4 separate regions of the Homo sapiens genome follow, and regions 1, 2 and 3 are each linked to region 4. A link is an interaction called in ENCODE POLR2A ChIA-PET data of the cell type or tissue named here. Cell type or tissue: PC-9. All regions are shown on one strand. Each heading gives the region's core, and the rest is flanking DNA. Links, peaks and the distances in the headings are about the cores only.

Region 1 (5,688 bases), core at 165-5,164, 1.1 Mb before region 4:
ACATAAACACCGTACATATACATCTGGCACACAGAATCTGGCATGTCATAAACCTTAATAAATTGTCATGGTTACTGTTATTCTTTTTGCTACAGGACAAATAAATTGGAAAGAACTAACCGTAAGTGTACTTGGACCGCAAAGAACCTCAAGGTTGGCATGGGCTGGAGAAGTCAGTGAAAGCTTTGTTCACTGATGACAGAGACATTTGAGCACCTCCTAAATGCTAGGCACTGTGCTACAGGTTCCGAGTATCAAAATCAACATGGTGCCTGCTCTTGGGAAGCTTCTAGTGAAGTAGCTTTGAAAGAAAATAATTTCTAACCATCAACTGCGATAAGAATCAGGAAGGAAAGTAACAGGGTGCTACGAAAGACGGGAACGGATTCTGATTTGGGGAGACGTCAGGGATGACCTCCCAGAGGAAGCAGCCTTGAAGCTGAAACCTGTAGGAAAATCGGGGTTAGCTACATGCGGGCTGTGGGGAGAGTCCCCCAGGCTGAAGGTACAGCAGTGCAAGGCGTTGAGGAGTGGAAAAGGCTGGCGTGTTCAGAAACTGAGCACCTGTGTCTGGGGCACGGTGAGGAAGGAGTGATGAGGTCAGAGAGGCCTTGGAAGCCATGGTCAAGATTTGGGATTTTATCTTAAGAAACTGGATGCCACCGAAGGGTATTAAGCAAGGACAAAAAACCAAACACCGCATGTTCTCACTCACAGGTGAGAACTGAACAATGAGAACACTTGGACACAGGGTGGGGAACATCACACACTGGGGCCTGTTGTGGGATGGGGGGAGGGGGGAGGGATAGCATTAGGAGATATACCTAATGCTAAATGATGAGTTAATGAGTGCAGCACACCAACGTGGCACGTGTATACATATGTAACAAACCTGCATGTTGTGCACATGTACCCTAAAACTTAAAGTATAATAAAAAAAAAAGAAAGGAAGTGATGTGAATGAGATCATCTGGCTGCTGGGTGGGGACAGAATTGGGCAGGACAGGGACAGGAAGATGTGTTGTAGTGGCTCAGATGGGAAGCAAATGGTCACTTGGGCCCGGGTAGGGGGCAGAGATGGAAGCAGTGGTGGACTCGAGAGGTATTTCTGAGCAGAACCTACACGGCATGGTGATAGATTAGATATGAGGGCATCCAGTGGGCTTCAGTGACCCGGCAGGATAGATTAGATATGAGGGCATCCAGTGGGCTCCAGTGACCCAGCAGGTGAAGGTACACAGGGCTGGTCTTGAAGGGGAGGCTGTCAAGATCCCACGTGGAGGCCGGTGGGGAGTCTCAGGGGGCTGAGCCTTGAGTTAGGGGCAAGGTTTGGAAAGGTGGCAGCTGGGGAAGGGAGACCCTCTACGATGGGAGGTAGCAGAACTGGGGAAAGAAGTAGGAATGAGCTTGCCTCACTCCACGTGGGTGGCACAGAGTAGGGCAAGCCCTGCTGAGAGGGAAGGGCATGAGCTGGGGGCCAAGAGTGTGAAACCGGGAGGATGGGGTGGGGTGGGGCCCCTGGAGTGGGCGGAGGCCTCTGCCTCTCATGAGATGCAAGAGATAGTAGGGAGCTGTTAGGTTCCCAGGCCAGCAGCCAGCCACCCAGGCAGCACCGGCACTCCACGGCAGTGCCGGGGGATGAAAAGGCATGAACAAGCAGCTGCAGAGCTTGTGCTTTCTGAGAGTATTTACTGACCACCTGCTCTGTGCTCAGAAAGATAACGGGATGTTTATGGAAAAAGTCTCTTGGCTCCCAGGACACCACTTTCTCATGGGTTGCTTCCAGCCTCACTGCCTGCTGCTTTGCATCTACTCTGATGGCTCTTCATCCTTGCCGGGCATCTGAAAGGTGGAAAACGGGAGAGCACAGACTTCTTCCCCTTCGCTTCTGTCTCTTTATCCTTTAGAGATGTCATCCAGCTCCATGGCTTAAAAACCTTCTACATTCTGCTTTATGATTTCAAACAGATTTCCTCCTCAACTTGTCTCCTGAGTTCCAGACTTGTATTTTCAACGGCCCACCTGACATCTCTGCTTAGATGTGAATCTCAAGTTTAAAATGCCAAAGACAGAGGCACCCAGACCGCTCCACCCCAACCAATTCTATCCTAGCTGAGTAAGGGGCATCTCTCAGTTACTAAGGCAAAAACTCACTAGGCATCTGTGATTCCTCCTTCCATATCCAGTGTGTCCCAAGTCCTGTAAATTCGACCTCCAGGAAACCCAGAATCCATCCACTCCTACTGTCCAATGCTACCACCCCTAACCAAGCCACCTCCATTTCTCTCTGGACCACAGCAAATGCCTTCTCACTTGGCCCGCACTTCCCCTCTGGCCCCCAGGAAATCCATGCTCCACAAAACAGACAAAGTGATGCAGGTAAAACATAAAACAGATCAAGTCAGTCCTCAGGTTAAAGCCCTCCATGGGCTCCCCCTGTCTTTTGGAACAAAATCAAAGCTGCTTTCCGCAGCATCCGGTCCATAAGGCCCGGACTTCACCTCCCAATGCTTTCTTCCTTGCTTTCCCTGCTCTCTGCTCTCCAGTCACCCTGGTTTTCTCCCTGTTTCTACAAAAGGTCAACCTTGTGTCCACCTCAGGGCCTTTGCACTTAGAATGTGCTCTTTCTGGAATACTTGCCATCAATCTTCTCATCATTCGGATCTTAGTTCAAATGTCACCCTCTTCTGATGTCCCCTCCCTGCTGCCTGTCACTCGCTGTCACATTTTGTCCTAATAGCACCAATATCAGAAATAGTCAGATATTTATTTACTGTCTCCCACATTGAAATGTAAGTTTCGTGAGAGCTGGATCTTGTCTGACCTGCTCAGTGCTCTCTCTCCCACTCCTAGAACAATACTAGGTGCATAGTGGGAGCTCAGTAAATATTTGTTCAATGAATGAAAAAATGCTTTGGATGTGGTCCCAGGTCTTCTTGAGGGAGTGTGACAAGCCACATGAGAAGTTATCTAAGAACACAGGGCAGGAGATGGTAACTCCTCCACAGGGCAGGAGATGCGGTGATTCAAAGGTAATCTGATAAGCTGATATTTGCTTTAGGGTTACTGGATGACAATATGCTACTCAGTAATGGGAGCCTCCAACTGGCCCCAGAAAAGAGGAAGGCCTGATCCATAGGGGTGGTCCTGGAGGGAATCCTTCAAGGACCAAAATGGAGGGCAGATGAGGAGCTATTTGAAGACTGGTGAGTGTCTCAGTCCATTTTATGCTACTATAACAGAATATCTGAGACTGGGTAATTTATAAAGAACAGAAATCTATTTCTTTAAAATATGTTTTTGGCAGGTAGAGGTGGGGTGTCACTATGTTGACCAGGCTGAACTCCTGACCTCAAGTGATGATCCTGTCTTGGCCTCTCAAAATGCTGGGATAATGGGTGTGACCCACAGCACCTGACCAAGAACAGAGATTATTTCTTATAGCTCCAGAGGCTGGGAAGTCTAAGGTCAAGGGGTCCACATCTGGCAAGGGCCTTCTTGCTGTGTCATTCCATGGTGGAGGGCAGAAGGGCAAGAGAGCACAAGAGAGAGCAACAGGGTGCAGAACTCACTTTTATAACAATCCCACTCTCAGTGACTCCCATGAAAACGACATGAATTCATCCATGAGGGCAGCAGCCTCATGACCGAATCCCCTCCCAAATGTCCCACCTCTCAACAGTGTTGCGTTAGGGATTAAGTTTCCAACACATGACCTTTGGGGGGCATATTCAGACCATAGCGGTGGGTCCTTGCAGTTCCCCCAAATCTGCCACGTAAGTAATCGAAGATTCCACTGTTACCCAGTGTGCACACATTCCCCAAGCCTACATGTCCCCCATTCATACATATATACACACCCTCTTGCAGAGCTGGTGGTGACTCTTTTTATCATGTTCAGATATTTCACAAAGGTCTCAGGGAATGACCAATTGGCCAGTCTCTGAGAAATTCCATGGAAATTTGCAAAAATAAAACACCTATAAAAACTGACATTTCATCACAAAAATCCTAATAAATTTTGTTGCATACATATGCACAATAGAATATTATTTAGCCACTAAAATGATACGAAGTTTAGGTAGCAAGATAGAAAATATTAATGACTATAATTTTAGGCTAACCCCCCTCCCGGGCATAGATATGGTATAAATATTATGCCATATTGTTATGCTCTGCATAATGACGGTTTGGTTAACAATGGACCACATATATGATGGTGGTCCTGTAAGATCAGAATATACTTTTTTTACTGTAGCCTCTCTATATTTAGATACATTTAGGTATGCAAATACTTACTGTGTTACAATTGCCTACAGTGTTCAGTACAGTAACAGGCTGTACAGGTTTGCAGCCTAGGAGCAAAAGGCTACACCATATAACCTAGGTGTGTAGTGAGCTATGCTACCTAGGTTTGTGTGCACACACTCTGTGATGTTTGCAAAATGATGAAATTGCCTAATGATGCATTTCTCAGAACATGTCCCTGTTGTTAAGCAACACATGACTGTAGTTATCGTATTGGGTTAATGGGATTATAGTGGATTGGCCCTTTATGTTTTCCAAACATTTTTAGAAATTACTTTACACATATCAAAATTAAAATATTAAAATTAAATACAATGTCTTTTTGTGGTCGTCTGTGTCCCAGTCATGTGGGCCTTTCTGCTCCCCCTCAAGCAGCTGGAGAAAGACCAGGGGGCCATGGGTACAGCCTCATATGTGCACTGTGACAGGCATGGGGATGACGGGGCGGAGGGGAGAAATCACGGTAAAGTCATAGTGATAACAATGACAGCGAGCCGCATTGCTCCAACTTCATATGCCGCAGGCACTGTGCTAAACATGTTGTTTACTCCGCACATCATTTTCCCCATAGAGGGAGAAACTGAAGTTCAAAGAGGCTAAGGAGCTTGTCTGAGGTTACAGGGCTGGCAAATGACAGAGCAAGGGATTGAAGCTGGTATAACTCCAGAGCCCGTGCTCTTCACCACTTGAATGAGGCCAATAATTTCACAAATATTAAGCCATTATGTTTTCGTTGCTCCCAAAACCTTTCAGCTGCCACTTCTAGGTGTGAGTCAGGAGGCTGAAGATGCCAGGGCAGGCAAGGGCAGGCCATTAACCTCGTTAGCAAGACAGCAGGGGAGACAGCTCGCCCCAGTTCCCATCCCCCTCCAGCGTATCAACAGCAGGCCTAGCCGATGAGACACAGAGACTTCTAGAACGGAGGCAGAGTCAGGAAGAGGAAGGGGAGAAGCACCTGCTCACCGGAGACAGGGAGACTGCAGAAGATGAGCTCTTGTGGGAATGGTGGGATAGTGTGGGGCAGAGACATCAAGGGAAACCCTGGGGCGGGGCTCTTGACCCCTCTTCACATGTGACTCTGGGAAGTGCCACCAGCAGAGGCCCGAGCCTCCAGTCCACCTGGGTTAAGGGATGGAGGCTGAACTCACTTTTATAACAATCTCACTCTCTCAGTTACTCACTCCCATGATCATGACATGAATTCATCCATGCGGGCAGCGGCCTCATGACCAAATCCCCTCCTAAGGGTCCCACGTCTCAACACTGTTGCATTGGGGATTAAGTTTCCAACACATGAATGCTGGGGGACATACTCCCCCAGTATGGAGGATGGTCCCCCAATATGGAGGACCGGGTCATCCCCAAGCAGCCCTCAGTTAC
Region 2 (5,576 bases), core at 1-5,000, 140 kb after region 4:
TGGAGGTTGCAGTGAGCCAAGATCGCACCACTGCCCTCCAAAGCCCACAGCCAATACCATACTTAATAGTAAAAGATTGGATGCTTTCTTGCTAAGATAAGGAACAAGACAAGAATGTCTCCTGTTGTCACATCTATTTAACATTCTACTAGAGGTTCTAGCTAGGGCTATTAGGCAAAAAGAAAAAAAATCAAAGACATACAGATTGGAAAGAAGTAAAATTGTTTCTATTTACATGTGACATAATCTTGTATATAGAAAATCCCAAGGAACCCGCCAAAAAATATAATTAATAAATGAATTCAGCAAGGTTGCAGGACACAATATCAATATACAAAAACCAATTGTATTTTTATACATTTGCAAGGAGTAACCTGAAAATAAAATTAAGAAAATAATTCCATTTATAACAGCATCAAAAAGAATGACTTAGTAAATTTAACAAAAGTGCAAAGCCTATATCACAAAACATCACTGAAAGAAATTAAAGAAGACCTAAATAAATGAAAAGACATTCCAGGTTCATGGATTGGAAGGCAATATCATTAAGATAACAAGTTTTTCTGCAGATTCAACACAATCCCTAACAAAATCCCAACAGCCATTTTGTAGAAATTGATAAGTGGATCCTAAAATTCATATGGAAATACAAGGGATCCATACTAGCCAAACAGTATTGAAAAGTAAATACAAAATTAGAGGAGTGGCACTTCTTGATCAAGGCAATGTGGTAGTGGCATAAGGATAGACATATAGATCAGTGGAATAGAACTGAGAGTCTAGCAAAAAACTCCCATTTACAGTCAATTGATCTTTGACAAAGGTGCCAAGACAATTCAATGGGGGAAAGAATGCTCTTTTCAAAAAGTGGTGCTGGGACAAGTGGATATCCACATGCAAAAGAATGAAGTTAGATGCATAACTCACACCATTTATTAAAAATTAACTCAAAATGGATCAAAGACCTAAACATAAAAGCTAAAGCTATGAAACTCCTGGAAGAAAACATAGAGGTAAGTCTTTGTGATCTTAGACTAGGCAACAGCTTCTCAGATATGACAGCAGAAGTACAAACAGTGAGAGAAAAACCAAATGAATTGGACCTCATCAAAATTAATAACTTTTTGTCTTCAAGAACATCGTCAAGAAAGTGAAGAGAAAAGCCATAGAATGTTAGGAAATGTTTGTAAATCCTATATCTGGCAAAGGACTTATATCCAGAATACTTTTTAAAAAATTCATATAACTCTACAATAAAAGAGACAACTCAAATTTAAAATGGGCAACTGACCTGAATACACATTTCTCCAAAGGAGATACGCAAAAGGCTAATAAATACACGAAAAGATGCTCAACATCATTAGTCCTAGGGAAACACAAATGAGATACCATCTCGTATCTCCTAGGATGACTATAATAACAAGTGTTAGTGGGAATGCAGAGAAATTGGAATCCTCATACATTGCTCATGGGGTTGTAAAATGGTGCAGCACTTTGGAAAACAGTCTGGAAGTTCCTCAAGACATTCAACAAAGAGTTACCATAGGACCTAACAATTCGATCCCCAGGTATATACCCAAGATAAATGAAAACATGTTCACATAATACCTGAAAAATGGTAGCAGTATTATTCATAATAGCCAAAAAGTAGAAACAACACAATTGTCCATCAACTGAAGAATAGATAAACAAAATGATATACAAAGGAATATCATCCAGCTATAAAAAAAAAGAATGCTGAACATACTAAATATGGATGAACCTTGAAAATATTGTGCTAAGTGAAAACAGTCAGACATAAAAAGACACATATTATATGATTATATTTATATGAAATGTCCAGAATAGGCAAATTCATAGAGACAGAAAGTAGATTTAGGGCTTGCTAGGAGCTAAAGAAAGGTGGAATGGGACGTGACTGCCAATGTGTATGGGATTTCTTTTTGAGGTAATGAAATGTTCTGAAACTAGATAGTGGCGATACTCGCAAAATTTTGTGAGTATATGAAAAACCACTGAATTGTGGACTTTATAAAGCTGAACTTGATGGTATATGAATTATATCTCAATAAAAGTTGTTATAAACAAATATGAACCAAATTGACTGTGCCAAAATACCCTAATAAGTATTACACTTTATGTTAAATCTCTTTGAGTGCTTTTGATTACTTTAACACACATCTGTTTCATAAACTAGTTTTTTATTATTATAAAAGAAATTAAGCATAATGATCAGCATATTGTAGGTACTCAGATTTGCTAGGTTGAATAGAATTCTCTATCTTTTGCAAAATCACCCTGTACGTATTTCAGATTTCAGATTTAATCAACATCTTATTGAGGGCCTATCTACTATGTGCCAGGCACTGTGCCAGGTACGCTAGGACAGTTATCTCATTTAATCTTCATCGCATCCTTGCAGGGACAAAATGTCATGTCATCCACACTTGGAGATGAGAAAATCAAGGTTCAGGTGGGTTAAATATCTCGTCTAAGGTTAAACCAGGATTCCTGAGCCCAGTCCAGTGCTCTTCCCATCACCCCCAAGAGCTGTTGCCCACTGTTGGCTTTCACTCATGATCAAAAAAATGTCCACACCCACTGCCAGCTAAGAAAGCACTTGGCTTTTACCTAACAGTGGAAAAAGAAGCTTGCCCCCTTTGGAGACCAATTTATTAGACAGCACTAACTGGCTACAGTTCAGGTTGGGCACATGACGCAGGCTACTCAGCAGGCATGGCAGCATCTGCCTGGCAGCAAGCGCTGGGACAAAATTCCATCCTCTAGAGACATCCTGGGCCATGTTAATCTCTGCCTAAGACAGGAATGACTCTTCAGCCCAGGTGCCATCTATTCAAATAGGAGGTTCATTGACTACTGGGCATATTTGTTTTCCTTGAGGTGAGAGGAGAATGGGGTGAGATGATCAGGAAATAAACAGAAGACTGTAGAAAGAACTTTTAAAGTAAGTGATCTTAGTAGTTATCCTAGAGAGACACTCCCACGTGAGCACACAGAGGCATGGATAAGTATGTTCCTTGCAATATTGCTTGTGTAACCGGAAAATTGAAAACAACCTAAATGCCCATCAATAGGGGACAGGATTAGAAATTACTTGCACTGATACTATGAGAAATATTGAGGTAGATCTATAGGTACTGACTGGCATGGACAGAGCTCCCAGACATACTGTGGAGTGAAAAAAATCAAGTTGTAGAAATATACATACAATATGATGATACCATGGATATACCAAAAAAGACCACACATGCTAATCCTATGTATTACATTGAGTAAATGTATGTCTGAGTGTAAATGTGCAGACAAAAGACAGGTAACAGTGTTTACTCTGGAGATGAGGCTGCCATTGGGGATGGCGGGCAGAGGACTATAGCTTTATCTATAATTATTTATTTATTTTACTCCAACTATGTATTCCCATATTTCTTGTGCAATTAAAAGTTATGAAAATTTTAAAACAAAAATTTAAACACAAAAAGTAATAAATAAAGGTAAGGTTGTTACAGTTGTAGAGGAAGTTGAAAGCTTATTCCTCTAAATGATTTCAACTAACGATTTAATCTTCACAGCAACTCTTTCCAGAGTGAGGGGGATGATATAGAGAGAAGGTTGGTGATGGGAAGATTAGCTAAGATCAGTAATAGACCTTCTGAAATGGAGGAAGAAGAGAAGATATGAAGATTCAGAGAACTTAAGAGCTGGAAGACAATTTCAAGATTGTCTGGTCCAATCCCTCCTTTTTCAGGCAAGGGGGTTGGAAACTAGAGGCGAAGTGACTTGTCCAATGTCAAAGGGTCAGCTAGTAGCAGAGAAGGACAGAAACCCTGACCCCCTCATCTCTGGCCCTGCCCTGTCCCACCTGGCTATGGAGGCAGGCATGTTAGCAAGCAGCTGTGTGCTGTGTTTACCTGTCTGCCTCTACGCTGTCTCCTGGTTCTCAAGCCACCAATGAATACTGAGGTTTCTGGGATTCTTGCTTTTCCTGCCTCAGTTCTGTATTTACTTCTTTATTTCTCTGAATCCACCCTCCACCCCTTGACTTCCTACAGTCTCTCTCTGTCCTTCTTATCCCTGAACTCCAGTGGCCACAGGGGCTTTCCCTACCTTGGGCCATGGTAGCTGCCTCCGGTTCCTGGGATGCTCCCCACAGAACAGCTGGGCGGTCTGGAGCTTCAGCAAACTGGTGCCAGAGTGTCTACTTCCCCTTCCATTGGAAGCCTCCAGGAGAACCGAAGGCGGGGCTGGACTGCTGCACTGCCACCTGATTACCGAGCAGATCACAACTGGTTTGCTCACTTGCCCTCAGGTTTTTCTTGGCAGTGTTGCTGAATTGAAAGGAGGTGTGGAGGCTGATGAACTGTCACAGCCTTATGCCGTGTGGGCCTTTGATAGCTCTTGAGCAATAGGGCATTCCCAGGGAGGTGCTGTGCTGTGGTGGAGAAGTCAGGAGGGAGAAGCGAGCTGATGGGCCCGCCAGAGGGATGCAGGGGGCTGCTGGAAGGAGCATCAGGGTCCCAAGACTCTGCTCACAGCTTAAAGCACCTCATTGAGCCGAGAACCCTGCTAGGTAACCAAGGCCTCTCTTTTATCCTGAAAAGTCACTTCCTGAACATTAAATGCAAACAGAACCCTCTCTGTCTGGATCTCCTTCGGTATGATTTCACTGTATTTAGCTTTGGCAGTGGCATTGTCTTGCATGAGACCTGGCAGGTCCAAGACAAATCACAAATAAAAGCAAATAATCACAAATAAAATAGAGGAAGAAAAATTGGGAAGATTTGTGGAGGAGGTGTGGAAATAGGTGAGAGGGTGGGAATGCCGGTGAGCAAGGGCCTTGATCCTAGTAAGAAAGGCACAAGCCCTTTCATAGGGAGAAAAGCGCAGGTGGAAGGAGAGAGAGGGCAGGAGGGGGAAGGGCTCTGCCTGTGGAGTGGGTGGGACCCCCATGCCTACCCTGTCTTTCTGTGCTCTGGGGCACTTCTCCCCACATCCCCTGCTTTCTGGGTCCTTCTCCCTGGGGAACCTCTTTCACCAGCATTGTCCTCCCTCCTGTATTTTCAATTCTCTCTGTCCCCACTCAGCTCTTTTTTAAAACCTATGTAATTATTTTTATTTTTAATGTCCAGAATGTGTACTATAAGGGCCAGGGCTTCTTCCTGGACTTAATTTTATAAATTCTTGATTGGTTGGTGAGACCAATAGCGATACTTTTTCTTGTCTAATTTGGTTTCCGGGAAAGCTTCGTTCAAGTCGTCAATGGTCATCTGATCAAATGGTATTAAGTTCCTCATCTTCTCCAGCTGTTTCTCATATTCTCCAACCTGGCCTTTGAGAGAGACACCCACTCAGCACAAGTTTTCCCATCTTCTTTTTCTTCAGCATCCACCTGGGCAGTATATTTATCCTCTGGTACAGGAAGCTTCAGGACATTAAACTTCTTCTCAAAGTCATCCACCAAGCCTGCCTTGGCCACATTGGCCTTGTAGTAAGTCCAGTCAATAGCTGGTGGATTCTCAGGTAAAGTAGCCAGCCTGGAGGTGAGGGTCTCATTCCAG
Region 3 (5,688 bases), core at 373-5,372, 610 kb before region 4:
CTCTGAGCGACAGCCACACTAAACTTGTGCTCAAAACCCTCAAGAACACAGAGTAATCTTAGGCAGCTGCATCCTGGCGTTAGCATGCCAAACTTGGGAGTAGATATCTGTTACTTGTCTTGCGTGTTGTCTGGTCAGGGAAGAAAAAAATATTAAGCAGAACTTCGAGTTCACATGGAAAGGATGTGTCCTTCAGAATGACCTCATTGCGATGTCAGGGGTGATTCCTCACGTTATCCATCTCCCAGTTATATCTGCTTTCTTTTTTCTTTTAAAGAAGGCAGCACAGAGGTCAGGAGTGCATTCACTCCTAACTCTGGAGTTTTGCTTTTTTTTTCCTAGGAAGCTAGCAAAGACTGACTTGTAATTGGCAATAATCACCTCTAGGAATAGAATTACAAAATTACATAATTTGTGATATTTGGGCTTCCTTACCCCAGAATGTCTCCCGACCCACAGGATACTATATCTGAAAACCTCACTAAGGGTGCCTTTTCCAGGCACTAATGGATTAGTGTATATTATTTTTCATATTTTCTTCTCTGTCGGGCATTGAGGAGTTACACATGACAGGAATAGATAACTTCAGAGCATTACTGCCTGGGGAGGGCAGGCTTTGGAGAGGTATCTCGGTTGGGGCTTTAGGAAGTGATGGAAAAGCATGAGGCTACCTGGGCAGATGTGGGGTATTATAGAAAGGAAAGGTGTGCAAAAGTGTGGAGGTGAGAGGGTACAAAAAATAATCTCCATTTACTTTTTGTAGTTGCAAATAGGAAAGAGTGACAAAAGAGGAACAGTAGCATGGACATGTGTATGTATGATAAAGCTTAAGACTCAAACAATTAGCAAATTAATAAAATACCTGGTTCCTTTTATGCTTGTATCTAATGAATGATATCTTTATATCTTGATTATATCTTAGTGTGGAAACTTTTTGCCTGAAGCACAGTCTATGGCAAGCAAGATAGAAACTTAAATTTGGAACTTAAAATGCTTTTTTTCATGAGCACTAATGGCTTTAATCAAGGCTCAAAATCTTTTTTTTTTTTTTTTTGAGATGGAGTCTCGCTCTGTCACCCAGGCTGGAGTGCAGTGGCACAGTCTTGGCTCACTGCAACCTCTGCCTCCCAGGTTCAAGCAATTCTCCTGCCTCAGCCTCCCGAGTAGCTGGGATTACAGGCGCTCACCACCACTCCCGGCTAATTTTTGTATTTTTAGTAGAAACGGGGTTTCACCATGTCGATCAAGCTGGCCTCGATCTCCTAACCCCGTGATCCATCCGCCTCGGCCTCCCAAAGTATTGGGATTACAGGCGTGAGCCACTGCGCCTGGCCCTCAAAATCTTAAACCATAAAACAGCTATGACAGTAGAATTATAAACAAGGCCAGGCACGGTGGCTCAGGCCTGCAATCTGGGCACTTTGGGAGGCTGAGGTGGATAGATCACCTGAGGTCTGGAGTTCGAGATCAGCCTGGCCAACATGGTGAAACCCCATCTCTACTAAAAATACAGAAATTAGTGGGGCGTGGTGGTGCATGCCTGTAATCCCAGCTCCTTGGGAGGCTGAGGCAGGAGAATTGCTTGAACCCAGGAGGCAGAAGGTGCAGTGAGTCAGGGTTACACCACTGCACTCCAGCCTGGGCAACAGAGTGAGACTCCATCTCAAAAAAATAAAAAAAATAACATGATAGTAGTGGTTCAATTAAAAACAACTGAAAAGATTTAAATTTTTTTGTTTGTTTGTTTTTTGAGATAGGGTCTTGCTCTGTCACCCAGGCTGGAGTGCAGTGCCATGATCTTGACTTACTTCAGCCTCAACCTCCTGGACTCAAGCAATCCGCCCACCCCAACCTCCCCGGTAGCTGGGACTACAGGTGTGCGCCACCATGCCTGGCTAATTTTTGTATATTTGGTAGAGATGGGGTTTTGCCATGTTGCCCAGGCTGAACTCCAACTCCTGAGCTCAAGCCATCCACTCACCTCAGCCTCCCAAAGTGCTAGGATTCCAGTCATGAGCTACCACACCCAGCCAAAAATGACTGAAAAGATTTATATGTGATCATATCATACACTTGCAATAGCAGTTTTTGGTTTGTGGCTCTAGTGATTCTTTGCGAGCTTTGTGCTACTGTTACATGCAGCTTTGTTTCTAAGAGCCATGTAAATACTTTGAGAGTACACCCTGTTTTTCTACTTATTTGTTCATTCAGCTATTTTTGGAGTATCTACCATCAGATCCTATTAGGTGTTAGAGATACAAAGATAAAATCTCTGCCTTCCAAGAATTCAGTCCAGTACATTCTTGGGGAATTAAGTTTTCTGCTTATCAAAGAGTATATCCATGGCAAGGTTTCTCACCTCAAATTGACATTTTGGGTCAGATTATTCTTTGCTGGAGGGCTTTCCTGAAGAGTGTTGTAGGATGTTAAGCAGTTTCCCTGCCTCTACCTACTAGATGCCATTAACCAGCCCCATCACCTGGCCCAAGTTGTGACAATCAAGCAACTCCAGACATTGCCAGATTCCTGGGGTCAAATCTGTAATAAGAACCAGAGTTTATCTGTGTCATTGACCGTGAGTTTTGATAAATGAGTTTTGAGAAAATTCATACAAAGCTAGCAAATGTAACAAAGAACCTAGATCCGTTGCACAATGCTTGTTATTACTCCACATGACTTCTCAAAGAGGAATTAGATAACAGCCGTGCTGAGTAACACCTACGAAATGTTTTATTTTTTAGCTTGGATGTCTATGAGATCTCCTTCTGAGTTACTGTGTATAGGAGAATAATTGTTTGGTTTCTTAGGGACTCCAGTAAAACAACAAAACAATATAAGCCACTGGAGGGGAAGAGTCTAATGCATAATAAAAACCTTAGTCTTTTCCGAGCTGTTTGTACCAGCATTTCCCTTTTCTTGTTAAGAGTGAAAGTATTTTCTCCAGTGAGTGTCCTGGACAACTGGCATATTTAGAAATGTTTCCTGTGTTCTTCAGGCACATAACTTCAAATTTTGTTACTTTACTAAATTGGACTTTTCTTCACCTACTGCTTTTCCATGTTCAGACAACACATGAAGAACATTGAACAACCAAAAATTCACTTTAATAGTCTTTTAATGCTTGTCTTCCAGTAATGCCTTGCTTCTCTAAGTAGAGGATCCACTTTCCTGTTGGAAAGAGTACTTCCCTAGAAGTCCTAAAACCTGTATTTTAGGTTCACCCTTGGCACTCTTATTAAACATTCATTTAGCCTCTCTCGGTCTTGATTTCTTTACTTGTGGTAGACTAATAGATATAGAAAGAGGTTCTTTTATCCTGTTTTCCTGATAAGTTCCTAAATTCCATAAATCTACACTTTTTGCTCACACAAACTTTTATATATCCTTATTCTTATACAATATCCACATTTCCATTTCTGTGCCTAATAGAGTTTTGATTCATCATGGATAATCTGTCATCAGAAGAAATTCAACAGAGAGCTCACCAGATTACTGATGAGGTAAATGTTTTACCTAAAATAAGTAAATAATTCTATTTCAGTTTTCATATTGGAGGAGTGAGAGAGCCTTCTTAGGGACATTTTGGCCTCTTCCTAGTCCATTAATATCAAAGAACACATTTGCTCCTTAGTGCCATTGCTGGTTTTTATTTTCTTTTTAACTCACCAGAAAACTAAAGTGAAAACAATTTGTATGATTTTTATTTTTTAGGTAATTATTAATATTACTTAAGTGTAACAAAGATACTCTACTATGTATTTGAGAAATGCTAGACTTCTATTTAACAATTTCCTAATATCTGTAATTTACTTAGATTTCTACCTACATTAAATTTTTATTCCCATGAACTTCACCATCCAAATATTCTCTTTTTTAAAAAAACTTTTTCTTTCAACATCACACTGGAAGTCCTTACACATTTTCTCTTAAGGAGCGCCTGAAAATAACTAAAAATGTAGTGATCAACTTACTTTTTTTTTTTTTTTTTTTTTTGAGACGGAGTCTCACTCTATTGCCCAGGCTGGAGTATAGTGATGCGATCTCGGCTTATTGCAACCTCTGCCTCCTGTGTTCAAGCGATTCTCCTGCCTCAGCCTCCTGAGTAGCTGGGATTATAGGTGTGTGCCACCACGCCCAGCTAATTTTTGTATTTTTAGTAGAGATGGGGTTTCACCTTGTTGGGCAGGCTGGTCTCAAACTTCTGACCTCGTGATCCGCCCACCTCAGCCTCCCAAAGTGCTGGGATTATAGGCTTGAACCACCACACCCGGCCATTGTTTTGTTTTAAAGGGAAGGATAGGCTGGCAATTCTTTTTGTTTTTTCCTTTAATGGAAACAGTCTCACTATGTTGTCTGGGCTGGTCTTGAGCTCCGGTACTCAAGAAATCCTCCTGCCTCGGCCTCCCAAAGTGCTGGGATTATAGGCATGAGCCACTGTGCCCGGCCTGAGCTGGCAATTTTTAAAGATAGAATAGCATCATGAATTTGGCCTGTGATCAGATTTTTTTTTCTACATATTTTGGAATGCTAAAATTCTGTGTTCTTTCCTAGTCTCTGGAAAGTACGAGGAGAATCCTGGGTTTAGCCATTGAGGTAAGAAAATGTTAGTCATCAACTTAAGTATAGAAATTTATAGGAGCGATCCTAATACTTCTGGCTGGAATTAGTATTAAAGGGTAATGTATCAATATGCTTTATTATTTGAAATTAACAGTTGCTGAAATGTCAAACCATGCACTAATGGGAATTTTCTGTTTTTCCCTTTAACAGTATTGGAATATGACAGGGAAGATGAATTCACTATGAGTTTGTGACTTAATTATTTTGGGGGCTGCTATGTTAAAGTGTGTTAGTTTAAGAATACTAGTTCTGTCTGTAGCTCTAATCCTCTGAGAGCTTGGGTTTCTAAATTATTCTGTGTTGCTCTTGTAGGTTTTGTTTCTGTTGTTTTTGGTTTGTTTTGTTGTACTATCAGCTTTTCCCCCCTTGTCTTAGTCTCAGGATGCAGGAATCAAGACCATCACTATGCTGGATGAACAAAAGGGTAAGTTAAATTATTAGCAGAAATTCTTAATTTGACTGTGATGCCAAAAAGCCCTATCAAATTAGCCACATACAAATTTCAGCCTTTGGGAGAGCCTTCCCTTTGTAAAATAAGAATGTTATGTTTACTTCTTGTCTTCTGATTTGAATTATATATCATGTTCACTGTCTATTTGGGATGGCAGGCAACAATGCCCAATTGTATATACCAAGTATGTGTTAGGCCAGCATGGCTTATTTTGTGTATTGGTTATATGTGCCTTAGACATTATGATAGTAACATAGCTGGGATTACAGGCACCTGCCACCACACCCAACTATGTTTTTCTTTTTTTTTGGGGTGGGGGACGGAGTTTCGCTATTTTTGTCTAGTTTTGGGGGTGGGGGATGAAGTTTCGCTCTTCTTGCCCAGGCTGGAGTGCAATGGCGTGATCTTGGCTCACTGCAACCTCCTCCTCCTGGGTTCAAGTGATTCTCCTGCCTCAGCTTCCTGAGTAGCTGAGATTACTGGTGCCCACCACCACACCCGGCTAAGTTTTTGTATTTTTAGTAGAGACGGGGTTTTACCATGTTGGCCAGGCTGGTCTCGAACTCCTAACCTCAGGTGATCCACCCGCCTTGACCTCCCAAAGTGCTGGGATTACA
Region 4 (5,688 bases), core at 453-5,452:
CTGGCTCTGTCGCCTGGGCTGGAGTGCAGTGGCCCAATCTCGGCTCACTGCAACCTCTGCCTCCCAGGTTCAAGCGATTCTCCTGCCTCAGCCTCCTGAGCAGCTGGGATTACACACATGTGCGACCACACCTGCCTACTTTTTGTATTTTTAGTAGAGACGGGGTTTTACCATGTTGGCCAGGCTGGTCTCAAACTCCTGACCTCAGGTGATCCGCCTGCCTCGGCCTCCCAAAGTGCTGGATTACAGGTGTGAGCCACCACGCCTGGCCTGAATATTGTATTTTTGATCTTCATTTGGTTGAAAAAAATCTGCATATAAGTGGACCCATGCAGTTCAAACCTGTTGTTCAAGGTTCAACTATATAATCTTTTCCTAGGCATCCCGTTTCCCAAGGAACCAACTGTCTTTGTCTGTTCAGGCTGCTATCACAGAGTAACATAAATTGAGTATCATATAACCAACAGAAATTTATTTATCACTGTTCTGAATGCTGGGAAATCCAAGATCAAGGGATATTCAGTGTCTGGTGAGGGTCTTCTTTCTGGCTTATGGACGGCGCCTTCTAGCTGTGTTCCAACATGGTAGAAAGGGCAAGACACCTCTCTGGAGCCTGTTTTATAAGGGTATGAATCCCATTCATGAGGGCTTTACCCTCACGAACCTAATCACCTCCCAAAGGCTCACCTCCTAATACCATCTACCATAGGGGTTAGGGTGTCAACATATGAATTTTGGGGAACATAAAACATTCAGACCATAGCAACAATTTGTGTGAAAGTCTCTTTGGTCCCAGTGGGGTGGCTCACACCTATAATCCCAACAGTTTGAGAAGCTGAGGCTGGCGGATCGCTTGAGCCCTGGAGTTCAACACCAGCCTGGGCAACATAGTGAAACCCTTTCTCTACCAAAAAAAAAAAAAAAATTAGGTGTGATGGTGTGTGTCTGTAGTCCCAGCTATGTAGGGGGCTGAGGTGGGAGGATTGCTTGAGCCCAGGAGGTCCAGGCTGCAGTGAGCCATGTTCGAGCCACTGCAATCCAGCCTGGGTGATTGAGCAAGACCTCCTGTGCTCAAGTGATCCTCTTATGCCATGTCTTTTAAAATTTTTTTTTATTTTACTTTAAGTTCTAGGTACCCGTGCACAACGTGCAGGTTTGTTACACAGGTATACATGTGCCATGTTGGTTTGCTGCACACATGAACTCATCATTTACATTAGTTATTTCTCCTAATGCTATCCCTCCCCCTGCCATGTCTTATTAACATAAATCGGGGTGGTGTGAGGGGGTCATATGTGTGTGTGTTTGTGTGTGTGTTGGTTGGTTATACCAAAATTTTCAGTAACTATTAAGAGTAGTGTTAAACAAACAAAAAAAACTAAAGTGTTAATTTTTTTCTTCAATGTTCACTGTAACTTTTCCTTAGTGAATTCTAGCTGTGTTTGAATAGTTTGGTCTTAAAATACTAGATTTTAAGTTCAAAATAACTTATCTTTGAATATAATCACCTCTACATAATAAAATATACCTATTTGCCTACAACTCTTCACAGTAATTTGATGAGATAAAGAGATTTTAGGCAACAACCTGCTAATAGTTTATGCCAGATGTTGACAAACTGTGATTAGTCCAACTATGGTCGTTTTTTTTACTTCCCTGAGCTAAGGATAGTTTTTACATTTTTTAATGGTTGAAAAAAATCAAAAGAATAGTAACATTTTGTGACACAAGAAAGTTATTCAAAATTTGGATTTCAGTGTCCATAAAGTTTTATTGAGATACTACTACTATGGCTGCTCTCCCAGTGCAACAGCAGAGCTGAGTACTTGTAACAAGGCTCACGTACTATCTGGCCATTTACAGAAAAAGTTTACTTACCCCTTTTCCTGTAATATGATCATCATTTAGCTATACAATGAGAACTCAGGGTAGAATTCAGCTCTACTCTGAATAGAAACTCTACAGTCACACTAAGGTCAACTCTGAATATTGACCTAACCAAAACTGATACAAATTGTTTTGGAACGATGGGGTCTGGGAGTACGAATGAAAGTGGTCCTTGCAGCATTTCTTGTGATCGTTGTGAGAGGGCTAGTCTCACCTCTTCCTTAGTGGGAATCGGTAGATATCATTTGATCCTGAAAGCCCACAGCATCACTATTGGCAGGTCAAGAGAGATAAGGAGGTCAAAAACAAGAGTGAGCTCCAGCATTAAAAAGACTACTCTGGAAGGTGTAAATGGGGAACACTTGAGACCGTTTCTTGGTAGTAAACAACATGGGTTTCTTTTTAGCGGCAAATGTGTTGAAATACTTGCCCCCTTAAACTGAATGTATGGATAGTTTGAGTAAAACAAAAGTATTGAGAAATAGAGCCACTAGTTCCCCCACACGGCATGGCCTTGTCTCCCTGACAGTGCTCCTGACAGGAGAGCCCAGACCTCTCTTCACATACCTCCAGTGCCTGGGTTGAGTAAAGAGGGTTGCCACTTATCCAGAGCGCCTGATTCATCCCTGAATATTGAAGTTCAGTTCAGCTTCTACCGAGTCCCACCCAGTTCCGTGGTTTACCAGTTCAGCTTCTACTGAGTCCCACCTAGTTCCGTGGTTTTCTCCCTGTTCCTGGCTCTGCCCTCTCTGCCCTACTCACCTCCCACCCACTTCCCTAAGCATTGAAGTCCAAACGTAAATCCTTCCAGTTTTTGGCGCCCGGGTATTTGACTTGCGCTCCTTTAATGTGGTATTCTGCCTCTCGTTTTCCTGGCCGCCTCCCTGGGACCCAGTTCCAGCTCACCAGCATCGGCTCCTCACACTCAGTGTTTAGGAGGTATCATCATATCATGGGCTGACAGGAATGACGGGAGAGAAACCTTAACGCAGAGTGAGTCCCCATGGAAACCGCGCCAACCCCGACCGGGGGCGTCGCCAGCGGGAAGGGGTGGGTCCCCTCTCGAATACCCCGCCCGGCTCCGGGAACGTCACCGACGCTCTGGGGCTTTTGCTAAGAAGCGCTCGCCCAGGAGGAGGCAGGGCAAATTGGTGAACAGGGCGGCGTGTCCTTATACGGGCACGAACTCGCGAGGTCCTGTGAGTAGGTCATACTCTCCTGGCCCCGATGTCTTCCCCTGCTTAATGAGAGGCATCTCCTGGCTCCACAGTATAGACTGTCAGGACTTGACTACTTGACTATCCTCTAAAGAGAATCATGATCAAGTCCCAAGTTCTTGGATAAAATGAATTTGTCCTAGATTATGGGAAAACACATTGTGTGTGTGTGTGTGTGTGTGTGTGTGTGTGTGTGTGTGTGTGTGTGTGTTTAAAGACTACTTCAGAAAATTGAGAAAATGTAAATGATGTGCAGGTAGGACTTTAATAAATATAAAGGTAAAAATATTATAAATATGGTATTAAGCATTTGGAATTGGAGGTTTCCATTTGTAAAAGTTGCCAATTATTTTTACAGTTTCTAGTAAAATCATATCCCAGCTTCCTGTTACTCTTTCATTTGCAAAGGTGATCATTCTTAGCCTTTTATTCATCTTGCTCATTGACTAGAGTTCCCAGATTATCTCGAATGGGACTGGTATATCCCTTGTGTAGAAACGTTGCCTTCCTTTTTTTTTTTTTTTTGAGATGGAGTTTCGCTCTTGTCACCCAGGCTGGAGTGCAGTGGCGTGATCTCAGCTCACTGCAACCTCCACCTCCTGGGTTCAAGAGATTCTCTTGCCTTGGCCTCCCAAGTAGCTGGGATTACAGGCCTTTTAAGATTAAAGACTGTTTTTCATTTTGCTTAATCTTTGGACTGCTGGTAATGTAGATATTGAGAACCCTTGAGCATGACTTTAAAATGGCAGCAACTTGAATCTTGAAGTATTGGAACACCGGTGTAAACATGAAACACCTTTACACCCATGTATGGATGTGCCATTTTATTTTCTATGACTCTTATTGTGGAACCTTTACTGTAGTTTGTTTCTGGTTTTCTTCTATTATAAACTTTGCCTTCATAAACATGCCTATTGGTAAATCTCTCCACACACATCTTTCCTTAGGATAAGTTATTCTAAGTACAAATAACAGGTCAAAGAAATGTACATTTTAAAACACTTCAGGCTGGGCGCGGTGGCTCATGCCTGTAATCCTAGCACTTTGGGAGGCTGAGGCGGGCGGATCACGAGGTCAGGAGATCAAGACCATCCTGGCTAACACGGTGAAACCCCGTCTCTACCAAAAATACAAAAAAAATGAGCCAGGTGCAGCGGCAGGCGCCTGTAGTCCCAGCTACTCGGGAGGCTGAGGCAGGAGAATGGCATGAAACCGGGAGGCAGAGCTTGTAGTGAGCCAAGATCGTGCCACCGCACTCCAGCCTGGGCGACAGAGCGAGACTCTGTCTCAAAAAAAAAAAAAATAAATAAAATAAATAAACATTTAATGGAGAAAAATAGAGAAATAGAGTGTATACATTTATTATTATTTTGAGATGCAGTCTTGCTCTGTTGCCCAGGCTGGAGTGCAGTGGCATGATGGTGGCTCACTACAGCCTCCGCCTCCTGGGCTCAAGTGATTCTCCTGCCTCAACCTCTCAAGTAGCTGGGACTACAGGGGTGCACCACCATGGCCAGCTAATTTTTTTGTTAAGACCAGCCCAGGCTGGTCTTAAATTCCTGACCTCAAGGGATTCTCCTGCCTAGACCTCTGAAAACACTGGGATTATAGGTGTGAGCCACTGAGTCTAGCCTTTTCCTGAATTTTTTTTTTTTTTTGAGACAAAGTCTCACTCTGTCACCCAGCCTGGAGTGCAGTGGCACAGTCTTGTCTCACTGCAACCTCCACCCCCTGGGTTCAAGTTATTCTTCTGCCTCAGCCTCCTGAATATCTGGGATTACAGGTGTGCACCACCAGGCCCAGCTAATTTTTTGTATTTTTATTAGAGACTAAGGGTTTCACCAAGTTGGCCAGGCTAGCCTTGAATTCCTGACCTCAAATGATCCGCCCACCTCAGCCTCCCAAAGTGCTCAGATTACAGGCACGAGCCATTACACCCAGCCTTCCTGAATATTTTTGATCCACAGTTGGTTGAATCCACAGATGCAGAACCCATGGATATGGAGGGCCGATTGTACATCCATACTGTAAAACCATCACTACTATCCATCTCCAGACTTTTTTCATCTTGCAAAACTGAAACAGTGTTCCTATTAAACATTAACTCCCCATCCCCACTTCCTCCCAGTCTCTGCAAACCACCATTCCACTTTCTGTCTCTGTGAATTTGACTACTCTAGGTACCTTATATAAGTGGAATCACACAGTGTTTATCTTTTTGTGACTGGCTTATTTCACTTAGTATAATGTCCTTAAGGTTGATCCATGTTGTAATAAGTCAGAAATTCCTTGATCTGTGATTTTTTTACTTTTGCAGGTGTTTCAGGTTTCTTGTAAAGAGCATTGATTACCTAGATGAAATTCTTCCCAAATTTCTGTTTTGTTAAGGAATAAAAGGAGTGCTCCCTCAAAAGCTTAAAAAGCGTATATACCTAAAGTAAAATAGTTCATCCTACCATAAAAACACATGCATGCAAATATTTACTGCAGCACTATTCACAATAGCAAAGACATGGAATCAACCTAAATGCCCATCAATTGTAGACAGGATAATGGAAATGTGGTACACATACACCATGTAATA

What was found. ChIA-PET counts read pairs that join two places held together with the same protein. Peaks named below come from ENCODE experiments on the same cell type or tissue, not always from the same donor. Only the 100,000 strongest peaks of a DNase experiment are listed, where the experiment ranks them.
Region 1: POLR2A ChIA-PET joins it to region 4 with 10 read pairs; 1 of 35 experiments calls an interaction of 5 or more read pairs at or near these places.
Region 2: POLR2A ChIA-PET joins it to region 4 with 5 read pairs; 3 of 35 experiments call an interaction of 5 or more read pairs at or near these places.
Region 3: POLR2A ChIA-PET joins it to region 4 with 5 read pairs; 2 of 35 experiments call an interaction of 5 or more read pairs at or near these places.

What each region holds. Positions count from the first base shown.
Region 1 is chr15:42,043,852-42,049,539 of GRCh38, forward strand. It overlaps LOC105370793 (a long non-coding RNA gene), which reads left to right. Exons shown (of 3, transcript XR_932177.1): 3 at 96-739. It also overlaps a transcript of PLA2G4E not described here. Among named protein-coding and RNA genes, the nearest start is that of PLA2G4E, 26 kb to the left of the region's middle. RefSeq lists a silencer at 1,497-1,657. In PC-9, for the core only: no CTCF peak of the experiment used is centred there; a DNase peak (open chromatin) is centred at 2,940; H3K27ac peaks cover 1,260 bases.
Region 2 is chr15:43,262,715-43,268,290 of GRCh38, forward strand. TGM5 (transglutaminase 5) reads right to left here and starts at 4,214. Exons shown (of 13, transcript NM_201631.4): 1 at 4,126-4,214. The coding sequence starts at 4,135. It also overlaps the pseudogene ATP5PDP1. In PC-9, for the core only: no CTCF peak of the experiment used is centred there; a DNase peak (open chromatin) is centred at 4,337; H3K4me3 peaks cover 1,156 bases; H3K27ac peaks cover 1,453 bases.
Region 3 is chr15:42,508,404-42,514,091 of GRCh38, forward strand. It overlaps SNAP23 (synaptosome associated protein 23), which reads left to right. Exons shown (of 8, transcript NM_003825.4): 2 at 3,430-3,500; 3 at 4,552-4,593; 4 at 4,996-5,044. The coding sequence starts at 3,444. Among named protein-coding and RNA genes, the nearest start is that of SNAP23, 16 kb to the left of the region's middle. In PC-9, for the core only: no CTCF peak of the experiment used is centred there; a DNase peak (open chromatin) is centred at 2,708.
Region 4 is chr15:43,120,277-43,125,964 of GRCh38, forward strand. No RefSeq gene overlaps it. Among named protein-coding and RNA genes, the nearest start is that of TMEM62, 10 kb to the right of the region's middle. In PC-9, for the core only: no CTCF peak of the experiment used is centred there; a DNase peak (open chromatin) is centred at 2,925; H3K4me3 peaks cover 1,074 bases; H3K27ac peaks cover 1,333 bases.